2 separate regions of the Homo sapiens genome follow, and region 1 is linked to region 2. A link is a contact called in ENCODE Hi-C or POLR2A ChIA-PET data. All regions are on one chromosome and are shown on one strand. The core of a region is the stretch at or near the end of the contact, and the rest is flanking DNA. Distances in the headings are between cores, read along the strand shown. Region 1 holds the start of DCAKD (dephospho-CoA kinase domain containing). Region 2 holds the start of DBF4B (DBF4B-CDC7 kinase regulatory subunit).

Region 1 (4,675 bases), core at 1,461-3,960, 340 kb before region 2:
CGGGAGGCGGAGGTTGCAGTGAGCTGAGATCACGCCATTGTACTCCAGCCTAGGCAACAGAGCCAGACTCTGTCTCAAAAAAAAAAATAAATAAAACTGTCTTGAGTGGCAGTGAGTTCCCCAACATGGGACATGTACATGTATACATGGCAGAGATAATGTGGAAGAGATTCAAATACTGGCAGGGTGTTTGTACCAAATGGCCCTTTTGGACACAAGATGGAATCCTTTTTATTGGGTGATGGCAGTAGGTCTCCTTGACTGTTGAAGTCAGGAAGAAAGCTTTCAGGGACTCAGGTGATCTGAGAAAGATGTTAAATTACTTAATTCCTCAATATACTGAATCCCTACTGTGCAGGGCACTGGGTATTGTAGTAGTAGATAGGCAAGATTCCTACCTTAAAGGAAGTAGAGAATAGAGATACAGTTTAAGGAAAGGGAAGGGAGACAGGGTAGGTGTTAATTAAAAACTTCCTGCTGGTGAGGCACCGTGGCTCATGCCTATAATCCCAGCACTTTGGGAGGCCGAGGTGGGTGGATCACCTGAGGTCAGGAGTTTGAGACCAGCCTGGCTAACATGCCAAACCCCATCTCTACTAGAAATACAAAAATTAGCCAGATGTGCTGGGCATGGTGGCTGACGCCTGTAATCCTAGCACTTTGGGAGGCCGAGGTGGGTGGATCACCTAGGTCAGGATTTCCAGACCAGCCCGGCCAACGTGGTGAAACCCCATCTCTACTAAAAATACAAAATTAGCCGAGTGTGGTGGTACATGCCTGTAATCCTAGCTACTTGGGAGGCTGAGGCAGGAGAATCGCTTGAACCCGGGAGGTAGAGGTTGCAGTGAGCCGAGATCATGCCACTGCACTCCAGCCTGGGCAACAAGAGCAAAACTCCATCTCAAAAGCAAAACAAATTAGCTGGATGTGGTGGCGCACACCTCTAGTCCCAGCTACTCGGGAAGCTGTGGCAGGAGAATCGCTTGAACCTGGGAGGCAGAGGCTGCAGTGAGCCAAGATCCTGCCACTGCACCCCAGCCTGGGCAATAGAGCGAAACTCTGTCTCAACAAACAAACAAACAAACCAAACAAAAAAAAAACAAAAACAACTTCCTGCTATATGTGAGGCATAACTAGATAACTAGTTTTTTTTTTTTTTTTTTTTTTTTTTTAACTGGAGACAGAGTCTTGCTGTAGTCTCCCAGGCTGGAGTGCAGTGACCGGATCTTGGGCTCACTGCAACCTCCACCTCCCGGGTTCAAGCAATCCTCCTGCCTCAGCCTCCCGTGTAGCTGGGATTACAGGCATTCACCACCACGCCCGGCTAATTTTGTATTTTTAGTAGAGACGGGATTTTGCCATGTTGGCCAGGCTGGTCTCAAACTCCTGACCTCAGGTGATCCACCCGCCTTGGCCTCCCAAAGTGCTGGGATTACAGGCGTGAGCCACAGCGCCCGGCCTAGATGCTTTATTTTTTTTGAGGCAAGGTCTCGTTTTGTTGCCCAGGCTGGAGTGCAGTGGTACCATCATGGCTCTCTGCAGCCTTGACCTCCTGGGCTCAAGCCATCCTCCTGCCTCAGCCTCCCGAGTAAATGAGACCACACTGTCACCATGCCTGGCTAGTTTGTTTTTTGTTTTTTTTTTTTGTAGAGATCGGGGGTTAGTCTCACTCTTGTTTAGGCTGGTCTCGAACTCCTGGGCTCAAGTGATCCTCCCAAAGTGCTGAGATTACAGGTGTGAGCCACCGTGCCCGGCTTTTATGTATTCTTTCAACAACGCTGCACGGCTGCGATTATCCCCACTTTGAGAGGAGACAGGATGAGAGGCTGAGTGGCTTGCTAGGCTTGTATGGACAGGATGCGGGCTCTGCAATCACATGACTTTGTATGAGAGGGCAAATGGATTAACCGCTAAACATAGTTTCCTGTTGTGTAAAATGGGGATGATGATAGTATCCACCCTGCGGACTGTGCGGGCTGAGATAATCCCACAAAGTGCTCTTAGGACCTGGCAGGTGGAAAGTGCTCATGATCACCTCTGCCAAGGCTGCACAAGTAGCGAGTGGCCGAGCTTTATATCCGAAGTTAGGACCCTGCAGTTTTGCCCCTCTCCTCTCTCTCCCTCTCCTTCCCGGCTCCGGGGAAAGGAAAATTTATGGCTCCGGGTCGGGGGTTGCGGGGGACCTCTGTGCCGTGCTCCGGGGCCGAGCTCTCCCCGCCGGCCTCTCCCGCGTCCGTCCGGCCGCCCTCCCGCCCAACCTCTCCCGCCCAACCTCTCCCGCGTCCGCCCGCCCGCCCAACCTCTCCCGCGTCCGCCCGCCCGCCCAACCTCTCCCGCGTCCGCCCGCCCGCCCAACCTCTCCCGCGTCCGCCCGCCCGCCCAACCTCTCCCGCGTCCGCCCGCCCGCCCAACCTCTCCCGCGTCCGCCCGCCCGCCCAACCTCTCCCGCGTCCGCCCGCCCGCCCAACCTCTCCCGGCCCCGCCCGCCCGCCCGCCCAACCTCTCCCGGCCCCGCCCGCCCGCCCGCCCAACCTCTCCCGGCCCCGCCCGCCCGCCCGCCCAACCTCTCCCGGCCCCGCCCGCCCGCCCGCCCAACCTCTCCCGGCCCCGCCCGCCCACCCAACCTCTCCCGGCCCCGCCCGTCCAACCTCTCCCGGCCCCGCCTGCTGGCCGGACGTCCGGTCTGCAGGCGCGCGCTCCCGAGGTCCCGCCTCGCCCGCTGAGCCGGCCTGTAAGCGCTGCGGAGATTGGGCTAGAGGCGGAGGCCTGGGCCACGGCGGAGGCGCTGGGTACGTAGCGCGCCACGCGGGCCGGTGAGAGCCAGCCGGGCGCCGGGGAGGGGGCGGGCCCTGGCCGCGGCTGCTACGCGGGGCTGCCACCGCCCCGGGCGACCCAATTTCGCGGCCTAGTGGGGCGTACGGGCCTCTTTTGAAAGCCTGAGTTACGATGTATTGAGCGCGTCGTATGCGGCCAGCACTAAGGCAAGTGCTTTTATATCCACGGCCCATTGTCTTGACAGCAACCCTACCAAGCAACGTGTTATTTCCTCTGTTTTACGGCTGAGGACGCGCAGGAAGGTTTACAGCTAGAAAGGGCTGGAGATTGTGGATTCAAACTCAGGATCAGACCAAAGCCACTGCCCTTTAGAACTTTGCGGGCCGATTGATTCTTGAATCTAGCTTCTGCCACTTCAGTTGTGTGACCTTGGGGTATCTTTCCGATCCCAAGTTTGCTCATCTGAAAAATGGGAATAAAGCTACAGTATCTGTCCCATAGGGTGGGTATAAAGTGCTTTACTGTTGAGCTGAGTGATCATCTCCGATTTTCAGACCCCTCTCCTCCGCTTCCCTCTCCCCTGGGAGGCCAGTTAAGGTTTTAGTGAAGGCCCCCGGGACTGGGGCGGCGTGGATCTCACGCCCACCAACTAGTGAGGGAGGCCATCCGGCCACCCGTCTCTTCCTTCCCCAGCTCCGCAAAGGAGGCGTTGGCATTTCAGGTGTTTGCTTACAGAGTTTTCAAAGATTTTTCACTCTCCCTTAGTTGTGGGAAAATGATTCAACCTACCCAAGTGAACTTTGACATTAAGTCTCAATTCTAACGGTGAGGAAATGGAAGCCTTTGAATATGTTTTATGTCTTAAACGTGTTTGTTTTTGCAGGAGGGAGAGTGCTCATTTTACCTGAATAAATCAAGATTGAGTTGGTGTGGCACAGTGCTGGCATAGGCCTGGGGAAAGGGGTGAAATGCTAGAGATCTGGTAGATGGATAGAAAGTGGACAGACGGGTTCGGGTGGTTTTTGTCTCAGCAGGGCCCTAAATTCCCACCAAATCCTCCTCTGTCTGTCTTCACCAAGGTCTGAATCTGTCCCCTTGGTAAATAACGTTTAAATGGTCTCCGAGCCCCTCTTGGTGCCTGTACCTTAAGGAGAGAAGAAGAGGGCTGATAGCTGAAGGCAGGCAAGCCACGAACTTAGCTTTGTTTTGAAAATTACCCTCTGGGCCGGGCACGGTGGCTCACGCCTGTAATCCCAGCGCTTTGGTAGGTTGAGGAGGGTGGATCACCCGAGGTTAGGAGTTCGAGACCAGCCTGGTCAACATGGTGAAACCCCCGTGTCAACTAAAAATGCAAAAAAATTAGCCGGACATGGTGGTGCATGCCTGTAGTCCCAGCTACTCGGGAGGCTGAGGCAGAAAAATCGCTTGAACCCGGGAGGCTGAGGTTGCAGTGAGCCGAGATCGTGCCACTGCACTCCAGCCTGGGCAAGAGAGTGAGACTCCTTCTCAAAAGAAAGAAAGAAAGAAAAAATTACCTGCTGGGAGGCCGAGCGCGGTGGCTCACGCCTGGTAATCCCAGTATTTTGGGAGGCTGAGGCAGGCAGATCACCTGAGGTCAGGAGTTTGAGACCAGCCTGGCCAACATGGTGAAACTCCATCTCTACTAAAAATACAAAAAAATTAGCTGGGTGTGGTGGCGGGTGCCTGCAATCCCAGCTACTCAGGAGGTCGAGGTAGGAGAATCACTTGAACTCAGGAAGCAGAGGTTGCAGTGAGCTGAGATCGTGCCACTGCACTCCAGCCTGGGTGACAAGAGCAAGACTCTGTTTCAAAAAAAAAAAAAAAAAAAAAAAGGAAAAGAAAAAGAAAATTACCTGCTGGCACAGTTTTAGATTGATAG
Region 2 (4,551 bases), core at 1,729-4,228:
ACAGGGTTTCACCACGTTGCCCAGGCTGGTCTTGAACTCCTGATCTCAGGTGATCCGCCTGCCTTGGCCTCCCAAAGTGCTGGGATTACAAGTGTGAGCCACCACACATGGCCTGCCTTTTAAGCTATGTCAAGAATCAAACAGGAAGCCAGGTGTGGAGACATGCACCTGAAGACATAGCTACTTGGGAGACTGAGGCAGGAGATTGGGAGACTGAGGCAGGAGAATTGCTTGCACCCAGGGCTTTGAGGCTGCAGTGAGCTATGATTGTGCCACTGTACTCTAGCCTGGGTAACAGAGCAAGTTCTTGTCTCTAAAATAAAATAATAATTTAAAAAAATTTAAAGAATCAATCTGGAGGCCAGGTGTGGTGGCTCACGCCTATAATCCCAGTATTTTGGGAGGCTGAAGCAGGTGGATCATGAGGTCGGGAGTTCAAGACTAGCCTGACCAACATGGTGGAACCCTGTCTCTAGTGAAAATACAAAAATTAGCCGGGCATGGTGGCGTGCTCCTGTAATCCCAGCTACTCAGGAGACTGAGGCAAAAGAATTGCTTGAATTCTGGAGGCAGAGGTTGCAGTGAGCCGAGATGGTGCCACTGCACTCCAGCCTGGGCGACAAAGCGAGACTCTGTCTCAAAAAAAAAAAAAAAAAAAAAAAAAAATCAAACTGGAATAAAAACGAAAATAAAAACCCTCTAAAATCCACACATTATCATCTTATAGTAAATTTTAAGAACAAATATAAAAATGTATAATCTAAAATATTGGGCTGGGTGCAGTGGCTCACTCCTGTAATCCCAACACTTTGGGAAGCTGAGGAGGGTGATCGCTTGAGCCCAGGAGTTGAAGACCGGCCTGGGCAACATGGCAAAACCTCGTCTCTACAAAACAAACAACAAAAAAAAATTAGCTGGGCGTGGTGTTGAGTGCCTGCAGTCCCAGCTACCTGGGAGTCTGAGGTGGGAGGATCACTTGATCCCGGTGAGGCCAAACCTGCAGTGAGCCATGATTGCTCCACTGCACTCCAGCCTGGGTGCAAGACCTCAAAATAAATAAAATAAAACATTTTTTTCTTTCATCAATATAATCCATAGGTTCACATAATCTAAAACATCTAATGAGAAAAGGAGGTCACTTACAAAGCAGCAAGAATAAAAAAGAAATGCTGAAGAAAACAAGGAGAAAATACTGTAATTTTTCAATGTGTTGAAGGAAAAAAAATTGACTTAAATTTTACTACAAGGCTGAAATAAATATATTCTTAGTTTATCACACAAAGCCTCCTTTTGAAAACACTCTTGAAGTTCTCCAGAGAAACAGAAGGGGGAAAAAAAACCAACAAGAGATGGGAAGAATGAATAACTCAGTAAATGAAGTGGATTACTGTTTAAAAGGCAACAAGCCGATGGCATATCTGTTAACAATCCAGAAGTAAAAGTAGACGGTATTTTTTTTTTCTTTTTTTTGAGACGGAGTCTCGCTCGGTCGCCCAGGTTGGAGTGCAGTGGCGCAATCTCGGCTCGCTGCAACCTCCGCCTCCTGGGTTCAATCAATTTTCCTGCCTCAGCCTCCTGAGTAGCTGGGACTACAGGCACGCCTCACCACGCCCGCCTAATTTTTTGTATTTTTAGTAGAGATGGGGTTTCACTGTGTTAGCCAGGATGGTCTCAATCTCCTGACCTCGTGATCCGCCCGCCTTGGCCTCCCAAAGTGCTGGGATTACAGGCGTGAGCAGCCGCGCCCGGCCAACTAGATGATATTAACTAAAGGGGCAGTACGGAGGGAAGTGCCATGTGCTAAAATACTTACCTAATTAGGTAGCAGTGTTTAACTTAAGGATTTTATTGTAAACAACTATGAATGTATTAATTTATATATTTAATAAGTCACTCTATCCTGACTCCACATCTGTCTGTTAATCTTGTTCATAATATGACTCTTACTTGACCTTTATCATGAATCCCAAAACGGTCTATGATGCTGCGTCCATACACACACACACATAAAACCACTAAGTGGGCCTGGTGAAGTGGCTCACACCTGTAATCCCAGCATTTTGGGAGGCCTAGGCAGGAGAACTGCTTGAGGCCAGGAGTTTGAGACCAGCTTGGCCAACACAGCAAGACCCCATCCCAATAAATAAAATGAATAAATAAGTACATAAAAACACTGAGTGATCGAAAACTCCAACAGGGGGAACATTTTTCGGTCTTCTCCAAGAGACCCTGGGGCAATTTTCACCTCACGTCCCTAGTTCTGTCCTGTTACCCACCTAGGTCCGGGGCCCGGAGCCTACTCTCAGCCATGGAACTCTCCAGCTCGAGGCAATCGTCTCCTGAGAAAGGACATAACAGCAACTCAACCATCTTCACCAACCCTTGGAACTTCCATGCCTCCCGCCCACTACTGTCTCCCAAAACGCGCACAGAAACGCGACTCCTGGGAACAGCAAGACTCAACTCCATTCCGACCTACATCCCGCGACTCCCGCCAGGCTCTTGCCCCTCATGCCCTCCGCCTCCTTTCAGACTCCGTTCAGTCAACGGCCGTGACCTCTTGGCCACCTCCTGTCCATCTCAATCTCCATACATCCCTCCAGGCTGTTGTCCCCTACGTTCCTCTGCCACCTTCATTCCTCGGTCCCCTCAACTCCTGTGGCTCCTTCCCGGCCCCTATACCCTCCTCAGCTTCGGCACCTACCCGCTGGTCACTTCCTAAGCCCCCTCCACGACTCCGCACCTCGCCTCAGCTATTAACGACCCCTTCCGCCTTTCTTTCTCCCCTTCCCGGCATCCGTACCCTTTCCCGGTTCGCTCATCAAATGCCGGCTCCTTCTCGGCCTCCGTACTCCTTCCTCAGAGGCCTCCGTATTACATTCGCGAGCTCCATGAGCTCTTCCCGATTCCACAGTCCTGGTTATCTCAGGGCAGCTACAGCATCAATCTCTTGGCGTTTTCGGCCGCGGCTTCAGTTTAAATTTCCTGCCGGCTCCACCCCTAAAAGAACGCCGTAGCTGCGAGATCCGCCCTACGGTGTCCTTGGAAGGACAATATTAGTTTCGCGATTCCTCTTTCCGTTCCCCCACCGCCTACGTCTTCTCAAACCGTCTCTTCATTTCTTGGCTCTTCACTGGCTAGACGGCTTTGCCCCTTAATGGCCCTCAAGTTGAGGACTAGTGGTCGCTTTTTAGTGATTCTTCACACTGAGCTGCATTGAAATTCCTAGAAGTTTGAATACTAAATAACAAAATAAGCCTAACACTTGCAGAGCATTTGCAGTTTACATAAAGATTTCACTTACACATCATTTCATCTTCACATTTTTGTCCCCCTCCCGTTCTTCAATTATTACCTGCCCAACAAAACTTCTCAAAAGACGTATCTTTATCCCTCACTTCCCATCTTTTCTTCAACCCATCTAATTAGACTGCTAATTAGAGATCAAATTTGATCTAATAAGAGATCATTCAGTGGAGAGCTGGGGACCTCCCCACAAAAACTGTACTTATCCAGGTCAACTGTGATTTCCACAGTCTGAAATACTATCCTTATCATATCCAACTTATAGATGGACTATTCCTTCTTTGAAATACTTTCTTCTTTTTGCTTCCATGACTCAGCACTCTACCGTTTTTTTCCCTATCTCAATGGTTCCTCCTCAGTCCCCTTTGCTGGATCCAAAGCCACTGTTCACCTATATATTTTGGAGTATGCCAACGCTTTAGCCCTTATCCCTCTCCCTTATCTCCCTAGGAGATCTCATCCAGCTCCACAGCTTTACAATTCAGCTCTGCCACACCTTCAGATTTTCTGTAGCTCTGACCTGTCTGATCTCCAGACTCACATATTCAAGTGCCTACTGGCTATTTCAATTTGGATGTCTAATAGGCACCTCAGGCTGAACACATTCAAAACAGAACATTTGTTTCGCTGCCCCTGTCAAAAAACCACCTGTTCTCCCCCCAGGTCTTCCCCTCTCAGTAAAATGTTACTGTTTACTCAAATGTCACAATCATTCACCCAGTTGCTCAAACCAAAAACCTAGAAGTTGTCTTTCAGTACTTTCCCTTGTGCCCATCCCCACTCCAAGAAAAAAATCCTACTAACTCTGCCTCCAAAGTACATCTGGAATCAGACCACCACCACCCTAGTTCAAGCTGCTATCATTTCTTGCCTAAAGTACTGCGGTCAATTCTTCACTTCTACTCCCGAGTAGCTTCCTATCTCTCCCCAGTATAATCCATTCTCCATTCAGCAACCAGAGTGATAGTTTTTATATTTATTTATTTTTTTATTGAGAGGGAGTCTCGCTCTGTCGCCCAGGCTGGAGTGCAGTGGCGCAATCTTGGCTCACTGCAACCTTTGCCTCCCGGGTTCAGGCCATTCTCCTGCCTCAGCCTCCCGAGTAGCTGGGATTACAGGTGCCTGCCACCATGCCCGGCTAATTTTTGTATTTTAGTAGAGTCGGGGTTTCACCAGGTTGGCCAGGCTGGTCTCGAACTCCTGACCTCAGGTGATTCATCCGCCTCGGCCTCCCAAAGTGCTGAG

What was found. Hi-C counts contacts between places; a loop is a spot of excess contacts on that map. ChIA-PET counts read pairs that join two places held with the same protein, here RNA polymerase II (POLR2A). Pooled maps may share reads with other maps.
Region 1: a loop to region 2 is called in a pooled map, with 5 times the contacts of the local background. The contact joins the promoter of DCAKD here to the promoter of DBF4B in region 2. A Hi-C loop is called at or near these places in 1 of 37 single-sample maps with no recorded cell type and 9 of 50 pooled maps. POLR2A ChIA-PET finds 5 or more read pairs at or near these places in 6 of 52 experiments (CD8-positive, alpha-beta T cell, HEK293, HepG2 and 3 more).

Annotation. Positions count from the first base shown.
Region 1 is chr17:45,049,667-45,054,341 of GRCh38, reverse strand. It overlaps DCAKD (dephospho-CoA kinase domain containing), which reads left to right and starts at 2,710. Exons shown (of 5, transcript NM_001288655.2): 1 at 2,710-2,981. RefSeq lists a silencer at 2,570-3,069.
Region 2 is chr17:44,707,092-44,711,642 of GRCh38, reverse strand. It overlaps DBF4B (DBF4B-CDC7 kinase regulatory subunit), which reads right to left and starts at 2,978. Exons shown (of 14, transcript NM_145663.3): 1 at 2,804-2,978; 2 at 2,277-2,339. The coding sequence starts at 2,822. RefSeq lists enhancers at 2,144-2,657, 2,658-3,172.